2 separate regions of the Homo sapiens genome follow, and region 1 is linked to region 2. Evidence: chromatin contacts called from ENCODE Hi-C or POLR2A ChIA-PET data. All regions are on one chromosome and are shown on one strand. The core of a region is the stretch at or near the end of the contact, and the rest is flanking DNA. Distances in the headings are between cores, read along the strand shown. Region 1 overlaps PLCG2 (phospholipase C gamma 2). Region 2 holds the start of RFWD3 (ring finger and WD repeat domain 3).

Region 1 (4,106 bases), core at 521-3,020, 7.2 Mb after region 2:
GCCGTTGCCTCTTCTAAGATGGGTGGTTTTCCTTTTGAGGTGGGTCCTGGGGGCTCCTGGCTGCTCAGTGCTGGCCCTACTTGTTGCCTTGTGTGCTGCTCTGAGCCAGGCTTGGTCTTGCTGGGCTGACCAACCCATTTAAGCCTCAGGAAGTGGCCTCTGTAGAAAAAAATGTATAAGCAGCGGGTGGTGAACAGATCAGTGGAGCGCAGAGCCCCAAAATAGATCTTTCTCCGCTAACTTGCCAAGCAACTGGGGGCAGTGGCAAATGCTTTGCATAACTTCCTACCCAAAAGAAAAGGTTTTACTGCAAACAACTTTTGGGGACCCCTCCCCTCTCAAATAATCTCAGACAGATCCAAGATGTTTTTTTTTTTTTCCAGAGCAGCACAAAGAGAGAGCCAGACAGGCCTGGGGTTCCATCCCAGATCCACCATTTGCAGGCTGTGTGATTTTGGGCAAATTCCTTAACTTCGCTGAGCCTTCTCTTTTCCTGTGTTAACTAGGGAAGATGAGACTAGACTCTCCAGTGTGTATGCAAAGCACCCTTACGCTGCAGAGATGCTGCAAATAGGGAGTGTCTTTTTTTTCTTCCTTTTTCAATTTTATCCTCTGTGCTTGCCCTAGAGCTTGTTATCAATTTCTCTTAGCTTTGTCAATTGTGGTGGGGTGTGGGGGATTGAGATTTGGCTTTCCTGGGAAGATGTTCCAAAACTGTCTTTGAAATAATACTCTCCTCCTCTGCAGATCAGTGGACAGGGTGTTGAAGGGTCGGCATAGGTGGTAAGCATGATTGATGGCCCCCAGAGATGTCCATGTCCTGCTCCCCGGAACCTGTGGGTATGTCATGTTACTTGGTAAAGAGGACCTTGCAGATGAAATTAAGTGAAGAAGGTTGAGATGGGAGAGTATTCTGGGTTACCCAGGTGGATCCAGTGTGTTCACAGGGTCCTTTTAAGAAAAAGGCGGGGCTGGGGGCAGTGGCTCATGCCTGTAATCCCAGCACTTTGGGAGGCCGAGGCGGGTGGATCACCTGAGGTCAGCAGTTCGAGACCAGCCTGGCCAATATGGCGAAACCCCGTCTCCACTAAAAGTGCAAAAATTAACTGGGCATGGTGGCGTGTACCTGTAATCCCAGCTACTCAGAAGGCTGAGGCAGGAGAATCGCTTGAACCCGGGAGGTGAAGGTTGTAGTGAGTGAACCGAGTTCATGCCGCTGCACTCCAGCCTGGGAGACAAGAGCGAGACTCCATCTCAAAAAAAAAAAAAAAAAAAAGAAAAAGGCAGGAGATCAGAGTGAGTAGAAGACAATGGCAAGATGATGGCAACAGAGGTTGGAATGATGTGCTTCAAAGGCAGAGGAAGAGGCCACACGGCCACGATTGCAGGCGGCCACTGCAAGGTGAAAATGGCCAGGAAGCAGGTTTTCCCTCGGAGCCTCCAGAAGGAGCCAGTGCTGCCGACACCTTGGTTTTAGCCCAGTGAGACTGGTTTTGACCTAGGAGCTGAAAGCTGATAAATGTGTGTTGCTTTAAGCCACTGAGTTTGCAGTAATTGGTGCAGCAGCCGTAGGGCACTTATAAAGCAGGCGAGGCCTATGTTGGCTGTGGTTTCACAGGAAAGTGGCCTCTTGGATGATGGCGCCTTATGGTCATTTTTATGTTTCTTCCCTTCTGATCTGGATGGATTGTTTTCAGTTCAGCCTAGGGGAGGTCTGGCTTCCCCGGGGCTTTACCTCGAGACTGGATCTCTGCAGTCAGGCCTCTGGTGAGCCCCTGTGGCCGGGGCAGCTGCAGCAGAGAGGCTTCCTCTCTCGACAGAAACGCAGAAGTGAGCTGCTTGCTCGCAGAGGCCAGGCTTCCTGTCTGGCCAGTCCCTGAAATGCTGCTCCCCACCCCTCGCCCCATGAGAGTCCAGGTGAAGATTGAGTGGGGGTAGGGGCTGCACTGTCTGATCTCTGAAGTGAGCCCCTTCCTGTCTAGCTTGGATTTGTGTTGAAGGCTTTAAGATGACTGTTTTCTTGTTTATTTACTTTTAAGAGACAGGATCTGGCTCTGTCGCCCAGGCTGGAGGGCAGTAGTGTGATCATAGCTCACTGTAGCCTCAAACTCCTGGGCTCAAGCGATCTTCCCGCCTCAGTCTCTCAAGTAGCTGAGACTACAGATGTGCACCACCATGCCCAGCTAATTTTTTTTTTTTTTCCCTGTAGAGACAGGGTCTCTCTATGTTGCCCAGGCTGGCCTTGAATTCCTGGCCTCAAGCAATCCCCTGACCTCGGTGTCCCAAAGTGCTGGGATTCCAGGCATGAACCACTGCACCCAGACAATTCTTTTCTTTTCTTTTTTTTCCTTCCTTCTTTTCTTTTCTTTTTTCTTCCTTCTTTTCTTTCCTCCCTTCCTTCCTTTCCTTCCATCCTTTCTTCCTTCCTTCCTCCCTTCCTCCTTTCCCTTTCCCTTTCCTTCCTTCCTTCTTTTCCTTCTTTTTCTGTTTCTTTTTCTTTTTCCTTTCCTTTCCTTTCCTTTCCTTTCCTTTCCTTTCCTTTCCTGTCCTGTCCTGTCCTGTCCTGTCCTGTCCTGTCCTGTCCTGTCCTTTCCTTTCTTTCCCTCCTTCCCTCCCTCCCTCCCTCTCTTTCTCTCTTTCTTTCTTTCATGGAGTTTCACTCTTGTCACCCAGGCTGGAGTGCAATGGCGTGATCTCAGCTCACCGCAACCTCCACCTCCCGGCTTCAAGCAATTCTCCTCCCTCAGCCTCCCAAGTAACTAGGATTATAGGCATGCGTCACCACACCTGGCTAATTTGTGTATTTTTAGTAGAGACAAGGTTTCACCACGTTGGCCAGGCTGGTCTTGAACTCCTGATCTTAAGTAATCCACCCACCTCAACCTCCCAAAGTGCTGGGATTACAAGCGTGAGCCACTGCACATGGCCCCAGCCACTTATTTTCTTGTGATTTGTCAGCAAACAGCCTCTGGGGTTGTGACTGCTGGAAAGCACCTCCAGCTTTTGTGGAGCCAGGTGTGGCTGGCACTTTTCGTTGGGATCATGTTTGGATCTCCCTCAGGCCTTCTCACCATGTTCCTCGTGTGCCACACTGGTGAGATAACGGGGTGTGGGAGAGACTGGGCATTCAGATTCAGCGGTTATAATTAAAGGGCAACACTGAGGCCAGGATGGCTGGGATCCTCTCGTAGCTGCCATGTGACCTCTGGCCTTTTTGTCCTTCCCCATGATGTCACCTTTCATTGGATGGTGACTCCCTGCACATACCCCCAAAGGTGTCCATGTCCTAATCTTTGGAACCTGTGGATATGTTACATTATGTGGCAAAGGAGATTTTTGCATGTGTGATTAAGGGAAAGATCTTGAGATGGGGAGATTCTCCTGCATGACCCAGGTAGGCCCAATGTAATTACAAGGATCTTTAAAAGAGGAAGGTAGGAGGTCACAGTCAGGGAGAGAGAGCAGGATTCTGGCTTTGAAGGTGGAGGAAGGGGCCACAAGCCAAGAAATGCAGGTGGCCTCTAGAGCTGGGAAAGGCAATGGGTGGATTCCCCCTTGGAGCCTCCAGAAGGAACACAGCCCTGCTGACTCCTTGGTCTTAGCCCAGCGAGACCCGTTTTGGAAATCAGACCTGCATAATTGCAAGATGGTAAATTTGTGTTGTTGTAAGCCACTAGGTTTGTGGGGCCATCCTGGCCTCAGTGATGCTTATTTGGGAGTGTGTTTTTTTCCTATTACTGCTCTAATCTTTTAAATTAGATCTGAAGAGATGCTCTAATTTTTTTTTTTTTTTTTTTTTTTGAGACAGAGTCTCACTCTGTCACCCAGGCTGGAGTGCAATGGCATGATCACAGCTCACTGCAACCTCTGTCTCCTGGATTCAAGCCATTCTCTTGCTTCAGCTTCCCAAGTAGCTGGGACTACAGGCATGGCATGCGCCAGCACACCTGGCTAGTTTTTTGTATTTTTAGTAGAGACAGGGTTTCACCATGTTGGCCAGGCTGGTCTCCAACTCCTGACCTCAGGTGTTCCACCTGCCTCGGTCTCCCAAAGTGCTGGGATTATAGGCGTGAGCCACCGCGCCCAGCCCGAGATGCTCTAATCTT
Region 2 (4,114 bases), core at 933-3,432:
GCCGAGATCACGCCACTGCACTCCAGACCGGGAGAGAGAGTAAGACTCCGTCTAAAAAAAGAAAAAAGAAAGAAATAAAATAAGTTCCTTTGTCGTGCAGGTCACATTTCAACTGCTAGAAACACACATAGGGCGGGTGACTCCCATACTGGACAGCAGAAATACAGAACACTTTTCTCGTCGCACAAAGTTCTATGGAACGGTGCAGTTCTGGAGCTGAAGCTTCCTAACCACTGTAGGCCAGTCGGAGGTGCCTAGAACGAGAGACCATGGGCTGGGCACCCCAAACCTTGAGGATGTCACACAAACGCTGTTTTTTATGTGTGCTGTGAGCGGTGCTTAAAATGTCAACCTCAGACTTGTCATCTTTGTTACTCAGGTTTCAATCAATGGCCACAACAGGCAGGACGAAAGCCCCTCAATTAAAGGTTGAGAAGAGGTGGGCGGGGGAAGTGTTCAAATCTTTGCTCTGGCCGGTGCAGAGGGTCACGCCTGTGATCCCTGGACACTGAAATGCCCAGGCGGATGGATCACTTACGCTCTGGTGTTCCAGACCAGCTTGGGCAACACAGTGAAATTCCCATCTCTACCAAAAAAGAAAAATAGAACAGGTCAGGCGCGGTGGCTCACACCTGTAATCCCAGCACTTTGGGAAGCCGAGGGCAGACCACTTGAGGTCGGAGTCCCAGAATGGCCAATATGGTGAAACCCCGTCTCCACTAAAAATACAAAAACTACCCGGGTGTGGTGGCGCATGCCTGTAATCCCAGCTACTTGGGAGGCTGAGGCAGGAGAATCGCTTGAACCCGGGAGGCAGAGGTTGCAGTGAGCCGAGATCGCACCACTGCACTCCAGCAGGGGCAACAAAGCGAGACTCTATCTCAAAAAAAGAAAGAAAAAAGAAAAATAAAACAATGAGCCGGGCGTGGTGGCGCGCACCTGTGGTCCCAGCTATTGCGGGAAGCCGAGGTGGGAGGATCCCTGGGGCCCGGGAGTTCGAGACTGCAGTGAGCTCTTCCAGCCTGGGTGCAACAGGGAGACTTTTCTTTCTTTCTTTCTTTCTTTTTTTGAGATGGAGTTTCACTCTTGTTGCCCAGGCTGGAGTGCAATGGCGTGATCTCAGCTCACTGCAACCTCGGCCTCCCGGGTTCAAGCGATTCTCCTGCCTCAGCCTCCCGAGTAGCTGGGAAATGGGGTTTCTCCATGTTGGTCAGGCTGGTCTCGAACTCCTGGCCTCAGGTGATCCGACTGCCTCGGCCTCCCAAAGTGCTGGGATTACAGGCCTGAGCCACCGCTTTTCTCTTTATAACACCTTTTTCTCTTTATAACAGGAAAAAGGGAGGAAGAGAGAGGGAGAGGGAGAGGCGGAGGGGGAAGAGGAGGGAGAGGGAGACGGGAGGGGAAGGGAGAGAGGGAAAGAAGGAAATTAAATCCCTGTTCTTTTACTACATGGGGAAAGAAAGACATAGATAGATTAGATAGACAGATTAGATAGATAGATAGATAGATAGATAGATAGATAGATAGATTGATTAGATACATAGATATTAAATCCCTGTTCTTTTACTACATGGGGAAACTTTGGGCGGGTTTCCTAAACTCGGCTCAACTTGTTCTCCTGTAAAACAGGGATAATACAAGTCTTTACTCCACAGTTTCCGTGATGAAATTAAAAATGAAGTTCTTCCATCAACTTTAAAGTGATGAAGTAATCGGCGCTCAGAGCGGGCGCAGGCAACGCCGCTGAGGAGCCCGAGGCTAGGCTCTCGGGGGAAGGGCCGGGCGACCTCCCACCCCGGCCAGGGCAGGCCCCGCAGCAGCGAACTCGGCTCCTTCAGTGATCGCCCCGAGCTCTCGCCTGCCCAGCCCCCACGCCCAGCAACCCAGATACGCGCGGGGGTTCGGGCTCCTTAGCCCCGACCACTGGCGCCGCCCCGAGGGCCCGAATCCCCTCAGGCCGCCGGGTTCCAAGCCCGCGTGCAGCCCACCTCGTGGGGTGTCTCCTGAATCCCAATCCAGGAATCAGGCGTGGGGAGGTTTATCCCGAAGCTAGAGGCCCAAGGCCTGAGGAGAAGCAACACCCCTCCTCACCTGAAACCAGCAGGCCGCGGCCGGGCTCGCGAGCCCGCCGAAGACTCGGTAGTTACCTCGGCCGCACTCCGAATGCACCTACGCCAACTGCCACTTCCGGAGCCGCTCAAGCTCCCGCCAGAGCCGCCGGCAGGCATGCTCCTATTGGACAGAAGCCCTACGCTGTGGCCAATACCCACTCTTCTTCTTCAATGGGTCCCCCGATAGCTGAAGCAGCGGTGCTCTCATTGGCTGGTAGTTCGTCCTGACGAGGCGGGACCGCGCTTGAGGAAGCCTCCTACAATTGGCAGGAATCTACGTCCGTCACCTTGCACCCGCCCCGGAAAAAATGGGAGGTTTTTTTGTTTTTTTTTTGTTTGGTTTTTTTTTTTTTTTTTAGCGCGTTTTATTTGAACTTTCTGGCGGGAGAAAGTTATATGATTTCTCGGTCCATTTTGGAATGGGGATGATGATATTAAAACTGACTCCTGCTGCTTATCCCTAACGCTTTAGTGAAGGAGTTATCTGTATCCAAAGGATAGCAGCTAATCGAATAATTTCAAAATATTTCAATATTTTGAATTTCGGAGCCTGTAAAGAGGCGTAGGACAGTCCAGTTCATATGTATCCTCTCATGGGGTTGAAGAGCTCACGCAAAATACTTTGCCTACATAATCTCTTCAATCTCAAACCGCTGCAAGGGATCTGAGCTACTGAACAGTCTCAAATCACTTGTTAGGGCCGCCGCTCGCCGCCAGCGCCAAAAGAAAGGGGCCCCCGGAATTCTCCAGCTACGTACGAGGAGCGCGAGCCCACAGCCGTCTCGGCTCCGAGCCCGCCGCCGGCAGGAAAGCCACAAAGAAAACTGATAAACCCAGACAAGATGATAAAGACGATCTAGATGTAACAGAACTCACTAATGAAGATCCTTTGGATCAGCTTGTGAAATACGGAGTGAATTGTGGTCCTATTGTGGGAACAACCAGGAAGCTGTATGAGAAATAGCTTTTGAAACTGAGGGAGCAAGGAACAGAATCAAGATCGTCTCCTTCAGCAACAATTTCTTCTTCAGCAGAAAATACAAGGCAGAATGGAAGTAATGATTCTGACAGATATGGTGAAAATGAAGAAGACTCTAAATTGGGCTCAAGTTTGAGAAGAGAGAACCGCTAAACAGGGGAGTAAAGACTCCAGTAACCCTCAAGCAAAGAAGAGTTGAGCACAAGGAGAGCTATTCTCAAGCTGGAATAACTGGGACTGAATGGACAAGTGGATCTTCAAAAGGCGGACCTCTGCAGGCATTATTAACTAGGGAATCTACAAGAGGGTCAAGAAGAACTCCAAGCAAAAGGGTGCACGCTTCAGAATATTTTCGTATAGATGGAGCAGTAATTTCAGCGAGTACTCCCATAGCTGAAACTATAATTGCTTCAAACAACGAATCCTTAATTGTCAATAGGGTGACTGGAAATTTCAAGCATGCATTTCCTATTCTGCCAGTCACTGAATTCTCAGACATACCCAGAAGAACACCAAAGAAACCATTGACAAGAGCTGAAGTGGGAGAAAAAAAACACAGGAAAGAAGAGTAGAAAGGGATATTCTTAAGGAAATGTTCCCCTATGAAGCAACTACACCAACAAGAATTAGTGCTAGTTGCCGCAGAACAATCAAAGGAGCTGCAGGCCGGCCATTAGAACTCAGTGATTTGAGGATGGAGGAGTCGTTTTCATCTACATATGTTCCTAAGTATGTTCCCTTGGCAGACGTCAAGTGAGAAAATACAAAAAAAAGGGACGCTCCATTCCTGTATGGATAAAAATTTTGCTGTTTGTTGTTGTGGCAGTTTTTTTGTGTGTGTTTGGTCTATCAAGCTATGGAAACCAACCATGTAAATCCCTTCTCTAATATTCTTCCTGATGACTCTAGAAAACCCAACTGAATGGTATCTCTTTGGCACATTCAACTTGGTCTTGTATTTTTAGTAACTGTGTTGAAGAACATTCGTGTACGCTTTTTGACTCCAAGAACTAAAAATAATGTG

What was found. A loop is a pair of places that touch in the nucleus more often than their neighbours do. ChIA-PET counts read pairs that join two places held with the same protein, here RNA polymerase II (POLR2A). Pooled maps may share reads with other maps.
Region 1: a pooled map shows a loop between it and region 2 (2.4-fold over the local background). The contact joins the enhancer-like site here to the promoter of RFWD3 in region 2. A Hi-C loop is called at or near these places in 1 of 50 pooled maps. POLR2A ChIA-PET finds 5 or more read pairs at or near these places in 2 of 52 experiments (GM10248 and activated B cell).

The regions. Positions count from the first base shown.
Region 1 is chr16:81,821,506-81,825,611 of GRCh38, forward strand. All of the region lies in intron 2 of PLCG2 (phospholipase C gamma 2), which reads left to right. Among named protein-coding and RNA genes, the nearest start is that of PLCG2, 44 kb to the left of the region's middle. RefSeq lists enhancers at 201-300, 481-670, 681-830, 1,531-1,700, 1,811-2,010. Within about 2 kb of position 1,771, at least 14 of the 41 ENCODE cell types and tissues checked have a DNase peak (open chromatin) inside an H3K27ac peak, as active enhancers do.
Region 2 is chr16:74,664,695-74,668,808 of GRCh38, forward strand. RFWD3 (ring finger and WD repeat domain 3) reads right to left here and starts at 2,183. Exons shown (of 13, transcript NM_018124.4): 1 at 2,092-2,183. It also overlaps the pseudogene TMPOP2. RefSeq lists a silencer at 1,713-1,862.